Linked DNA regions of Mus musculus: regions 1 and 3 are each linked to region 2. A link is a contact called in ENCODE Hi-C or POLR2A ChIA-PET data. All regions are on one chromosome and are shown on one strand. Each heading gives the region's core, a stretch centred on a gene start or an enhancer-like site at or near the end of the contact. The rest is flanking DNA. Distances are from core to core; before and after follow the strand shown.

Region 1 (4,391 bases), core at 1,848-4,347, 48 kb after region 2:
GTGTAAACACCCATCCTCAAGCCCCTCTCCAGGAATGGCCACTTACTACAGTCTTCCTCGTCACTGCCATCAGAGCAGTCCTGGTCCCCATCACAGCGCCAGGAAAGGGGCACACAATAGCCACTGGTAAGACACTGGAAGGTGTCTGTCGGGCAGGAGTCAGCTCTAGAGCCTGAGAAATGAACATAAATGAGGCCTTGGGAGGGTTGGGGGATCCAAATCTAGAATATCTTTCAAGAGGACAGTTATGAGCTGCAATCAGCTAGAGATAAGCGATGTAAAGAAAGGGTAAAGAAACTATATTGATAGCCACCCTCTACAGAGCCCTGGGTTTGGGGCCCTGGAAGTTCATGAATGCTGCTAGGCTCCAGTCTTCTGAAACACTATGACCACACAGAGCTGGTGACAAAAGTCGGGACTCAAACCCAGGTCTTACTGACCCTTGACACTATTAGGCTCCAAATGCTCCAAATGGCCACAAAGTCTACATTGGAGACCACCAAGCTCCATAGTTTAAACGGGCTCGGAGAAGAGCCGTTCCCCAACATGCTCTGCAAGAGACTCATGATCAAGGTCAGGGGGACCTAGTCTAACCCACCTGCTTAGCAAAGGGGAAACTGAGAGCCTGGGTAGTAAATCTGCTCAAAAGCCAGGCATGGTATTATATGTATGCAGGAGGTTGGAGGCAGAAGGACTCTGTGTTCCAGGCCAGTTAGGGTTATATAGGAAGACCTTGACTTAAAGCATGGTGATCATGTGTACTCGCCAAGACCTATTCCCTCATCTCCCAAGTTCTTCCCAGGTGAAAACACTCAGCTTGACCTAAATATGTCACCTCTGAACTAGACCCCTAGTACCGAATCTCCACCAGGCCAGAATATCACACTCTTATCTACTCTGATCACCCACTATCCCACGGGACCCAGGTCCTCTCACATCCAAGGCTAAATCCTTCCCTTCTCCATCAAACCCCTCTATCCTGGCCTCCTCCTCGTAGTTTATCTAAGAGACTTGACTCGCTTTCATCACAGGGCCTTTGCACGTGCCTTCCACAACCCAAGGGCCCTTCTTCCACTCTGTATTCAGAGGAAGAGGAGTCTAGACCGTTTTGCACATCAAGCAAACATTCTACCATTGAGCTATATACCCCAGCCACAGCCCACCTTGTCCTTCCACTCTATAGGTGTGATTCTTCTTCAGCTTTCAGATCTTAGTTTATATCTTGGGCAGTGTCTCATGTTCCCCAGGAAGCTCTGCCTCCCACAAACAACAGTCCCTAACTAGTAACATCCATATTCCTATTGACTGAACACTCTCAGTGAAAGTCAGGGACGTGGCCTCATGGCCATGTCTAGTGCCTGACAGTGTGTGAACAAGTCATGTGAGGGTCCACATTGACCCAGATAAAACCTAAGCCTTTCCAGGGAAGCCGGGGCTGTTTGCTGATCAAGAGGGGCAGGCAGTGAAGAGACCTGGTACTTGGGCCAGCAGGAAGGAATGAACAAAGACAGGAGGGAGCCTTTAGAGCTTCCTACCTCACACACAGAGCCAGAGCCTCCAAGACCCCTCCCTCCCTCTCCTTGTAGTCAAACGCAATTATACCTGCATACCACACAGTTCAGAAGCTCCAGAGAGCTGAAGAACTGAATACAAGCCCTGGCCACCACCCCTTCCTGCCCAGCATAGCCTCCTCTCCATGCCTAACAACTCACAGTCCTGCCAACTCAGACCTTCTCTTCCTGACTCTGTATTTTCTTGGAATGGGCCCAGAGCAGAGCAGACCCTATACCTCTTGGGGGCAATTAATCAGACAGGAGTCAGGATGACCCATGATTCCTCCTCCCAGTCTATGTCCTCATCTGTAAAAGAGGAATACTAAGGCCAGACTTAATGTTGCTCAATAGTAAGTCCAGCTCCTGGGATGCTGGAACAAGAAGACTGCTTGGAGCTACAAAACAGCCGAAAGTGGGAGGAGGGGTAGTTTATGGGTACAGATCCATAAACAGCCAAATACAATGGTCCATACCTAATAATCCCTGTGCTGGGGAGCCTAAGGCACAAGTTGAAAACAGCAGTCCAGCCTGTGTTATATAGTAAGTCCCTGTCTCAAAAAAAGGGGAACTAGTGCCTGCCTTTAATCCCAGTACTTGGGAGGTGGATCTCTAGGAGTTCAAGCCCAGCCTAGTCTATATAGCAAGTTGCAGACAGCCAGAGCTATAAAGTGAGACCCTGTTTGGAAAAAAAAAAAAAAAATCAAAACATAATAAAAACCTAAAAACAGAAACAAAAACAAACAAACCAAAAAAACCTTGAAACAGTTAAGACCTATTCTCATACAGAGTGGATGGTCAGTAGTGGCCAGTGGTCACAATCGGGCCTCCTCGTCCTGCCCGGGACAGGTTCCTGGCCAAGATTGGGGTTCACAGGGGAAATACACTCCAGGGCTCTTCCTTCCATTCTCTGAGGCAGGAATACAAGGAAAAACTGAAGCTCTGGGTGCTGAAAGAACAGCCACAGAACTGCAGCCTCAGGGCTGAAGGTTTCGGGAAGGCATACCTGCTGCAAGAAGGTACCGGGTGACCAGCCCTGCGTGGTGAGAGGTCAAAATCAGAAACAAAAGCCTTCCAGCCCACATTGAGCTGAAGGACGGCTTGGAGGTGACTTAGGGACAGCGCAGGAATAAGGGAGGAAGCTGAGCAGAACACAGGAGAAGGCACCCATGTGGCGGTCCCCTCTGCACGCACAGAGGGCCGATTCTCTCCACTCTACCCACGCTAAAGCCAAACACGCGTGCTGGGGGAGTGTCAACGACCGATGGGCGGCGCAGCCAATAGTGAGGCGATGCCAGCGCGTGGAGGCGGGATCAAAAGCGGTGTAGAAACGGGGGTTCACTCACCGGAGACTTGGACCCGGGTATGGGCCGGAGCCGGAGCGGCCTCTAGGCCTGTTCTGAGACCAAAGAGGAGCCGCAGCACCAGGCCCAGGGCCACTGCCCGCCCAGCTCCGCCCCGCGCCATCCAACAGCTAGCCGAACTGCTCCGCTCCAGCCGCAGCCGCTCAGTCAGAAGGACGCGCTGATTCTCGCGCACGCGCACACAAAGGCAGGGGGGAGTGGCGCAAGCAAGCCTGCGACCGTAAGTACCCGAATACAAGGGTACTTTGATTTTAGGGCTCCTCCTGGCTTCTTCCTAGCAGTAAAACCTAATGTGTTTGGTGACCTAGGCCTGTAACTCCCAGATATTCTACAGGCTGAGGAAGAACAAAGCCAACCTAGGCTATTAAAGGAGACCCTACCTCAGAATAAAAAACAGGAATTCGGGGAGTAGTTCAGTAGTAGAGCACTTGCCTAGTAGTATTCAGGAGGCTCTAGGTTTAATCCCCAGTTCCATGAAAATAACCACATTAACTTGAAATAATAAACTTCTGCTGAACAGTGGTGGTGTACGCCTTAAATCCCAGCACTTGGGAGGCAAAGACAGGCAGATTTCTGAGTTCCAGGCCAGCCTGGTCTACCGAGTAAGTTCCAGGACACCGGGGGCTACAAAGAGAAACCCTGTCTCAAAAAACCAAAAATAAAAATAAACCTTCTAGGGATATAAATGAACTTAGCAATTTTGACCTAAACTTCACATGTAGCCTACTGCAAATATCACTGCCCAATGGTCCCAATGAATATGGCAGCCACACCCTGTGAACACTCCCCAGCAGGTCCCTCCTTTGTGCCACCTAAGGATTTTACTTATTTTAGCTTTATTGTCTTGATTGCCCCCTAGAATGCCAGCTGCAGGCGAACCAGGATGTTGGTTTCCTTTGATGAATGGCGAAAATAGTGAGGGAATGATGGAATGATCAAATGAGTGAACAGTTACTGGCTTCGAACCTGGACTGACCATCTCCTTGGTTCCCATCCCAACCTCATTAACTTCTAGTTCTCACACACTTGAGAAACATTTATTCTAACATGGGCCTGGTAGATTGATACTACAATTGTATTAATTGTAATTGATACAGATTGGCAGCCTTGGGTTTTCTCATCCCACTTCCACAGTTGAATGCATTGAGTCAGCTTATCCAATGTGGCTAGTGATGTTGTGGTTTCTGCTGGTCTGAGGTAACCCAAGCTGGCCTGAAACTAGTGATCCTCTCTCTTGCTTTGGCCTCCGAAGTATTGGGGATATAGTCATGTACCAGCTTAGTGTTTTATTCTTCACATTACGTTTTCCATAGCTCTACCTTAAGATTCCACGACACTGGCCGGGCGTGGAGGCGCATGCCTTTAATCCCAGCACTCGGGAGGCAGAGGCAGGTGGATTTCTGAGTTCAAGGCCAGCCTGGTCTACAAAGTGAGTTCCAGGACAGCAGGGCTACACAGAGAAACCCTGTCTCGAAAA
Region 2 (4,480 bases), core at 806-3,305:
CCAGCTGAAGACTGACCTAGCCCCCAACGAAGCCACTGAGATCACCTCCTGTGAGGATTTCGTCTTGCTCTGGTAAGCCTCTGTTATTCTAATTGATACATAAGGAAGATATTTGTTTTCCCTTTGTTGTCCAAATGTATCCTTCTCTGAGCTCTGTGATGGAGCTTTGGCTGCATCAGACAGTTTAGCAGCAGCAGGCCGTCCTTCCTGAGCCAGCTCCTATCCCAAGGCTGCAGGGGCCAGGTCAGTCCATCCCATGTGTAAAATCTCACAGGTTGGTTTACCTTGCTGTCAGGCTTCATGCCAAGAAAGATAAACTCCCAAAACAGGTTTCAGTAGAAGACAAACTCACATTTTGTCACACACTAAAACTTTTGCTTTTTTTCTAGAAAGTCACTAGGGAAATACTGTCTAGTTTAAAATTATAACCAGTTTGGCGAATTATAACCAGAAATTTTCTAGTGTCCCCCCATTAACATTTGTAGACTTGGAAACATCTCAAGTAAGGTCTTTGGGGGCTGTAGATTTAGAGTTTGGTGTCAAGAAACATACTATTTGGGCTGGAGAGATGGCTCAGTGGTTAAGAGCACTGACTGCTATTCCAAAGGTCCTGAGTTCAAATCCCAGCAACCACATGGTGGCTCAAAACCATCCGTAATGAGATCTGGCGCCCTCTTCTGGAGTGTCTGAGGACAGCTACAGTGTACTTACATATAATAAATCTTTAAAAAAAAAAAGAAACTGCTGGGTGTGGTTGCGCACGCCTTTAATCCCAGCACTCGGGAGGCAGAGGCAGGCAGATTTCTGAGTTCGAGGCCAGCCTGGTCTACAGAGTGAGTTCCAGGACAGCCAGGGCTACACAGAGAAACCCTGTCTCAAAAAACCAAAAAAAAAAAAAAAAAAAAAAGAAACATACTATTTATTTATCCAGTTATGTATGTATGTATGTGTGTGTGTGTGTTTCTTTATTTATTTAAGACAGGGTCTCTCTACAGAGCCTGGCTGCCCTGGAATTTACTTTGTAGACCTGGTTGGCCTTGAACTCAAGAGATCTGTCTGCCTCTGCATTCTGAGTACTGGGAACTGGGATTAAAGGCGTGTGCCACCAAGCCTGGCTTCTAGTTTTGTTTTGATTTTTTAATCTAAAAGATTGTTTATTGACCTGGGCATGGTGGCACAGGGTAGCCCTAGCATCTCTGAGTTCAAGGCCAGCCTGTTCTACAAATAGAATTCCAAGACAGTCAGGGCTACACAGAGAAACCCAATCTCGAAAAAACAAAATAAATATATATGTAATTTATGTGTTTTATATATATATATATATATATATATATATATATGCTTATATATATAATACGTACTATTGGGTATTATTTATATGTGTAAAGATATATGTTTATGTATATAATACATATTGTTTATGTATAATATATAATATTGGAGGCAGGAGGGGCACAGAAAACTTTGTGGCGAATTAGTTCTCACCTTCCACATTATATGAGTTTCAGGGATAACCAGTTTGCTATCCTCCCGGCCCTACTCTAGATTTATGACTTTATTACATCTCCAGATATGGGTTCCACTTTTTCTTCTTTGAGGACAGGTCAGCGCCATCAACCAGCTTCCACTTTTCGGACCTGAGAAAGTGGACCAAGAGCGACCTCGGTGTAACAGTCTCCAGTCTACAGGGTTGGCGAGGAGGTGTGCAAGTTCAGCAGTATCCGCTAGGTGGCGCTCGCTCCGCCCCGACCCCGCTCAGGCACATGCGTATTGCCTCCCCCACGCCACTCCTCCACACAAGCGCACTTCTGACGCAACCAGAGACCTCAGGAAGCCGCGCTCGGCGCTCGGGAGGGGGAGAGGGAGAAAAGAGGAAGAGCGGATCCGGAAGTAGGATCCAAGGGGTCTAGTTCTGGTGCTCTAGCGGACTAGAAGAGTCGCGACTCAGGGGGCGTGGCCCCGGAGGCGGAGGGCACCGTGATTGGCTCGCGACCGCGGCGCCGGCGCGGATTGGCCTCTGCGGATTGAAGTGCGTTGACTGCGCGGAGGTTGAAATTCAAAAGTGGCGGGTGTGGCTGATTGGCCTGGCTCCTGGACAGCCTGGCTTCGGCGTTTTGCGGCGCGAGCCCTTGAGAGGACGCGGGTCTCATCGTCCTGCCTGCTGCCTTTGCACCCTTTCTGTGCGGACCACCATGGACGTGCAGGCGCAGGTGAGTGCGGCGGAGACGACCTCGCGCCAAGATCGGAGGACGCAGGCCGGCCGCCCGGAGACCCGCGTCCCGGGGACAGGTCGGGGCAAGCCGTCCTGCAGGGGAGGGTCGCACCGCCTCGCGCCCAGGACACCAGCGGCCGAGTCAGTGAGGGCAACACACACACACACACACACACACACACACACACACACACGGCGAGGTCCCAGGACAGTCGCAGCGACGTTGGCCCGCCATTCCAGTCGTGCAGGCGCGACCATCCCGTGTCCCTTATCCCCCTCCAGCATTTCCCATTTCGAATTCTCAAGCGGATTCGACATGTTTGTGCTTCTCAGTTCTTACAGATCGCCTTGTGGGAGAAGCGAGGGTTCTGAAAGAGGCCTTGTCGCTTGTCCGCAAAGTACCTTTCTTGCTGATGACCTGTTGTGTTGCTGCTGGATCGGGATAGAGGAAGGGGAGAGGAGAAATGGGGGCATCGGCCCAGAGGATCCTTATTCCCTCGCCTGCCTCTTCCTTTTGCTCATTTGGACTGCTGACTAGTTTATGGGGGTGCCCTTCTTCACCACAAGCATCTGAGGCGTATGTGTGTGGCAATTAATGGACTGATCTCTCTGGTGTCAGGAAAGACCGGCCTGCATTCTTTGTTTACCAGCATTTCAGTCTAGACTGACTCACAGTCGGTGTTCAGCTTGAAGAGACTTTCTGGTATACTCACAGCCAAAAGGGAGAGCACTGCACTGTGACAGGTGACAGTTAAAAAGTAAAATAGTTTTTCTCAGATTTGTTCCTGCAGTATTTGCCAAGCATCTTCTGGCCCTGCACAGCTGTACTTATGTAGGAGACAGGAGTCCTAGCTACCAGTGAGCTGACACTCCCTGGGGAGACAGACATAATACAATTTGTATCTCTATTGGGAGGGAGTGAAGGACAGTAAAGGTTCAAGCAGATGGAAGGGGAAGAAGAAAGCTAGGAGGAACAACATTAACTAAGGTATGGAGAGTTAAAACTGGAAGGAAGAGGTCTGTGGTGCAGTGCTAGGCGAGCATCCAAGAAACACCTGGGTCTATAGTCCCCTGAACCAAAAGCAACGAACCATCCTGAAGTCAGTTGTGCACCTGAGGTCACCTGTGTGGAGGCTCAGACCAGAGCTTGGAGATTCAGGCCAGTGATACATTGTCTCAAAAAAAAAAAAAAAAACCAATATAAATTTGACCTAGTAACCTGAAGCTGGTAGCATGCCCAAGAATAGCAGGGTTTGCTTGCTGATTTGTTGTTGTTGTTTTGTTTGTTTGTTGTTGTTGTTTTGTGGTTTGTTTGTTGTTGTTTTGTGGTGGTGGTAGCTGTTTTCCCTGTGTAACCCTGGCTGTCCTAGAACTCACTCTGTAGACCAGGCTGGCTTAGAACTCAGAGATCTGCCTGCCTCTGCCTCCCGAGTGCTGGGGTTAAAGGTGTGCGCCATCAGTGCCCAGCTGTACTGTGTGTTAAGTGTGTCTGAGAGAAGAGGTCCTTGTGTCTCCCTTTCGGCAGGGAGAGAGAGATTTATACTGGTTAGAGTTGTCCAGAAAAAGCATGAAAAACATAAAAGGTAGTGCTTTTCAATTACTCAGTAATAAAGTTGGGTTTTTTGTATTTTGAAATAGGGTCTTACCATGTTACTCTGGCTAGTCTAGAACTGGCTAGAACTGGTGTACCCACTGCTTCTGCCTCCAGAGAGTTGGGATCACCGCTCTTGGCTTTGTTATTGTTTACTTTTTTTTTTTTTAAGGAAAATGTATGAGAACCAATTTAGTGAACCATCTTTTTTTTTTTTTTTTTTTTTTTTAAATCGCTGTCAAGGTGTGACTTTTTACATTATGGTGTAACATTGTTCTCTACAAACTCTGCCTCCCTCATAGCTTAGCCTGGGATGCATATGGCTGTGGCAGCTAAGGAATTGGTTACTGTACTGGCTAATTTGTGTCTACTTGACACAGGCTGGAGTTATCACAGAGAAAGGAGCTTCAGTTGGGGGAATGCCTCCATGAGATCCAGCTGTAAAGCATTATCTTAATTAGTGATCAAGGGGGAAAGGCCCCTTGTGGGTGGGACCATCTCTGGGCTGGTAGTCTTGCTCTCTTCTATAAGAGAGCAGGCTGAGCAAGCCAGGGGAAATTAGCCAATAAAGAACATCCCTCCATGGCCTCTGCATCAGCTCCTGCTTCCTGACCTGCTTGAGTTCCAGTCCTGACTTCCTTGGTGATGAACAACAATGTGCAAGTGTAAGCCGAATA
Region 3 (4,217 bases), core at 575-3,074, 61 kb before region 2:
TATATAGTCCAGGTCCTGGAAGAGCAGCCAGTGCACTGAGCCATTTCTCTAGCTCATTCAATGACACTTCCCCCTCCCCGCTAATTCTGGTAGTCACAAAGTCACACCCACTCTTGGGGCTCAAAAAACCTGTTAAAGGTTTGACTTTGTTCATCTGTGCTGCTTTTGTTGAGTTTGTGACACATGTCCAGTGTGGCCCGAACAGCGTTCCCTTCAGTTAGTAGGCAGGCTTTGTCTCTGGAAAGTGATCTGAAAAATGACAGGATCTCTAACTTAGGCTGGCCATAGCAGTCCCGAGTTCAGGGAGCTGGGATAACATCTGCACAGCCCCTCTGCTTTTGAGTAATAGGGTGTGTGTGAGGGGGCTGGAGAGGTGGCTTGGCTGTTAGAGCATTAGCTGCTCTTCCAGAGGATCCAGGTTCAATGACCCAACACTCAACAACCATTAACTCCAGTTCCAGAACATCAGCGCCTTCTGGCCTCTGGTCAGTGTGCCACAGACACACAGACATACAATGCAGGCAAACATAAGACACAAATAGACTGGGCTAGAGAGAGAATCCAGCTGTTAAAAGCTATGACTTCTTCCAGAGGCTCCCAGTGACCACATGGTGGCTCACAACCATCTGTAATGGATTCTGATACCCTCTGGTATCTCTGAAAACTCTGTACTCAGATCTTTAAAAACAAAAGTCTAATAGCCCAAACTTTTGACCTCAGGGCGTGGGGCGGAGATATGCTCATGTGGTGTTGAGGAAAGCAGACATCGACCTCACCAAGAGGGCTGGAGAACTCACGGAGGATGAGGTGGAGCGAGTGATCACCATCATGCAGAACCCACGACAGTACAAGATCCCAGACTGGTTCCTGAACAGACAGAAGGATGTGAAGGATGGGAAGTACAGCCAGGTGTGTTAGGGGACTGGTGGACACGGGTTGTCCGTTAAAACTGGGTGCAGAATCAGGAGATAAAGTTGTCTCCCCTGTCTCAAAATCTAGGTTCTGGCCAACGGTCTAGACAACAAGCTGCGTGAGGACCTGGAGAGGCTGAAGAAAATTCGAGCCCATAGAGGGCTGCGCCACTTTTGGGGGTAAGTGGGTGATGAGGCTTAAGCTGCCCACTCCCAATCAGGCTGCACAGTCCACCGGCTCGCCTCCTGCTGCTCTGTGACCTGTATCTTTTTCTTCTGCAGCCTTCGTGTCCGCGGTCAGCACACCAAGACCACTGGCCGCAGGGGCCGAACTGTGGGTGTATCCAAGAAGAAATGAGTCTCTGGGCCTTTGCTGTTAATAAATAGTTTATATACCTATGACCTCCGTCTCAGTTTGTCTTCCATCTGATAGTACTTAATGCCACAGCGATCCTGAGCTCTGGTAGTTTAATCTGGCTGCAGGTGCCTTCTGGGTACAGTGCTCTTGGTGCACTTGAACGGAAATGTCCCTCATAGGCTCCTGCTGGTGTTTGCTCCTCCCTTTCTGTTGGGTGTTCACAAGGAGACTGCCTTAGGTGCAGCAAACTGGGCGGCAACCACTGTTAAAGGTGGGGCAGCCGGTGTTGAAAACCTCCAGGGGAAGCTTGGGCAGGCTTCAATTGAGTCTCCTGCCGTAGCCGTGCTAAGCTGTTGTGAAGTGGCTACAGCTCCGCCAGATGCTGCTGCTCGGGTGAGTTAACAGCAGATGCTGGCTGCTCTAGAAAAGCAGCCTGGTATTCCGCGTGCTTTACAGTAGGGACGGACCGGGAAGGGCTGGACCTATGTGAAATGCACGCCGCTTGTCGGCTTCCGGCCTAGAGAGGCATGATGGGAAGGTGCGGGGAGGGGCGGGATGGAGCGGAGTTCCGCGTGCACGCTAGCTAGGGAAACGAAGCCTTCCGGGGCCAGCTGTGGTGGGCCAGGGCCGCATTGCACGACAGCATCTGGAGAACAGCATCTGTGATGCGCCAGAGCCCCGCGCATGGGTCACCGCGTCTCCTCAGCAGCAGCTGGTTAAAGCCGTCCTCCCACCTCCCCACGCTCTAACAGCTGTGCCCACAGGTCTCTGCGGCACGCCATGCCCCTCAGCCTCTTCCGGCGCGTCCTCCTGGCGGTCCTACTACTGGTGATCATCTGGACCCTGTTTGGACCTTCAGGCTTGGGGGAGGAGCTGCTGAGCCTGTCCCTGGCATCCCTGCTGCCGGCCCCAGCCTCGCCAGGACCGCCCCTCGCCCTGCCCCGCCTCTTGATTTCTAACTCTCATGCCTGTGGTGGCTCCGGACCCCCTCCCTTCCTGCTCATCCTGGTGTGTACGGCCCCGGAGCACCTGAACCAGAGAAACGCCATTCGGGCATCTTGGGGTGCCATCCGCGAAGCCCGGGGTTTCAGAGTGCAGACGCTCTTCCTCCTGGGAAAACCTAGAAGACAGCAGCTTGCTGACCTGTCCTCAGAGTCAGCAGCACACAGGGATATCTTGCAGGCCTCCTTCCAGGATTCCTACCGCAACCTCACCCTCAAGACCCTCAGTGGACTGAACTGGGTGAACAAATACTGTCCTATGGCCCGCTACATCCTCAAGACGGATGATGACGTGTATGTCAACGTCCCAGAGCTGGTGTCAGAGCTGATACAAAGAGGGGGGCCTTCGGAGCAATGGCAGAAGGGCAAAGAGGCCCAGGAAGAGACAACAGCTATCCATGAAGAGCACAGAGGCCAGGCAGTGCCCCTTCTGTATTTAGGCAGGGTGCACTGGAGGGTGAGACCCACTCGGACACCAGAGTCCCGGCACCATGTGTCAGAAGAACTGTGGCCGGAAAACTGGGGTCCTTTTCCACCCTATGCCTCGGGCACAGGATATGTACTGTCCATCTCTGCTGTGCAGCTCATCCTGAAGGTGGCCAGCCGGGCCCCACCTCTACCTCTAGAGGATGTCTTTGTGGGAGTAAGTGCAAGGCGAGGGGGCCTTGCCCCCACACACTGTGTCAAATTGGCTGGTGCTACCCACTACCCCTTGGATCGGTGCTGTTACGGGAAGTTCCTGCTGACATCCCACAAGGTGGATCCCTGGCAAATGCAGGAAGCTTGGAAGCTGGTGAGCGGCATGAATGGGGAGAGGACTGCACCCTTTTGCTCCTGGCTCCAGGGATTTCTGGGTACCTTGAGGTGCCGGTTCATAGCCTGGTTCAGTAGCTGAGAACCCACAGAAAACAGCACCTCAGAGACCTTTCCCCAAAGTTGGTGCAGAGGCTGCAGATCCCTGTGGTGATCTAGTTCCTCCATTTTCTCACAGCAAACTCTGAAGCTGCAACCAACCAAGTTTACCAAGATAAACTTGGGCCCTGGCCTGCCAGCTCCGGGGAGGGATAAAGCCAAGGGCGGGAAGGGGACTCACAAGCAGGGACAAGGGTCCAATAAACATGTCTCTCTACCTCAAGTGCAGCGTCTTCACCAGGCCCCCAGCACACCTGGAGAGCCCAGAGCTTTCAGTACTGCTGCATGTTGGTCTTTGCGACAACCACAATGGGGATAACGCCCCCCTCTAGGGTGAAGGCTTGGGCAGTGGTGGGGAGACAGGCAGGGCAGTGAGCTGAGTCTAGAATAGCCACACAGGGAAGAGCAGACCTACAGGATGGTCCAGACACGTCTCCAGAAACCTTGTTTAATGCCCACACACCCAAGGAGCTGTCTGCTCCTACCCAGTTAAGATGTAAGGCACATGGGACAATTTCCCTATGGATCTTTGTGTTCCCTTTATATATGTGTGTGTGTGTGTGTGTGTGTGTGTGTGTGTGTGTGTGCGCGCTGCCCCATGTGGGCATGGAAAGGTAAAAAGACACTTGTGTGTTTTCTCCTGCCAAACGTGTTTTCTGGGAACTGAACTCAAGTTTGGCATCAAGTGCCTTTGCCCACTGAGCACTCTGGCCCCTAAGGGTCAACTTGGAGACCGCCTTCTCTGGCTCGTCGTACAAATCTATCCAGTGCAGAGGGACGGGCTCCAGGAGGCATGGCCATATCCTGCTTTTTCTTCTGCTGCTGCTGCTCAAGGCTCTGCCGGACTTTGTCCTGGAACAAGGTGGGAAAGGAGCGTAAGGCACTGAGCATAGGCTGATAAGGCTGCAGGCGTGCATGCCAACACCCGCCCGAGCTCACATACCCTGTGCTCCTGGTCCATGACCTTCTTCTTCCTCTTCACTAGGCTCGCCGTAGAGCTTCGGCCCTTCTGCTTGGCCTTGGGCTGAAAGGCAG

The links. A loop is a pair of places that touch in the nucleus more often than their neighbours do. ChIA-PET counts read pairs that join two places held with the same protein, here RNA polymerase II (POLR2A).
Region 1: a loop to region 2 is called in a map of heart, with 4 times the contacts of the local background. The contact joins the promoter of Cd320 here to the promoter of Kifc1 in region 2. A Hi-C loop is called at or near these places in 5 of 37 maps with a recorded cell type or tissue (T-helper 17 cell, T-helper 2 cell, heart and 1 more). POLR2A ChIA-PET finds 5 or more read pairs at or near these places in 2 of 5 experiments (Patski and embryonic stem cell).
Region 3: POLR2A ChIA-PET joins it to region 2 with 33 read pairs in embryonic stem cell. The contact joins the promoter of B3galt4 here to the promoter of Kifc1 in region 2. POLR2A ChIA-PET finds 5 or more read pairs at or near these places in 4 of 5 experiments (Patski and embryonic stem cell).

The regions. Positions count from the first base shown.
Region 1 is chr17:33,841,797-33,846,187 of GRCm38, reverse strand. It overlaps Cd320 (CD320 antigen), which reads right to left and starts at 3,097. Exons shown (of 5, transcript NM_019421.3): 1 at 2,897-3,097; 2 at 47-172. The coding sequence starts at 3,017.
Region 2 is chr17:33,888,208-33,892,687 of GRCm38, reverse strand. It overlaps Kifc1 (kinesin family member C1), which reads left to right and starts at 2,055. Exons shown (of 11, transcript NM_001195298.1): 1 at 2,055-2,210. The coding sequence starts at 2,193.
Region 3 is chr17:33,949,095-33,953,311 of GRCm38, reverse strand. It overlaps B3galt4 (UDP-Gal:betaGlcNAc beta 1,3-galactosyltransferase, polypeptide 4), which reads left to right and starts at 1,824. Exons shown (of 1, transcript NM_019420.2): 1 at 1,824-3,400. The coding sequence starts at 2,050. The coding sequence ends at 3,165. It overlaps Rps18 (ribosomal protein S18), which reads left to right. Exons shown (of 5, transcript NM_011296.3): 3 at 721-909; 4 at 1,000-1,091; 5 at 1,194-1,314. The coding sequence ends at 1,269. Wdr46 (WD repeat domain 46) reads right to left here. Exons shown (of 15, transcript NM_020603.2): 14 at 4,126-4,217; 15 at 3,617-4,034. The coding sequence ends at 3,897.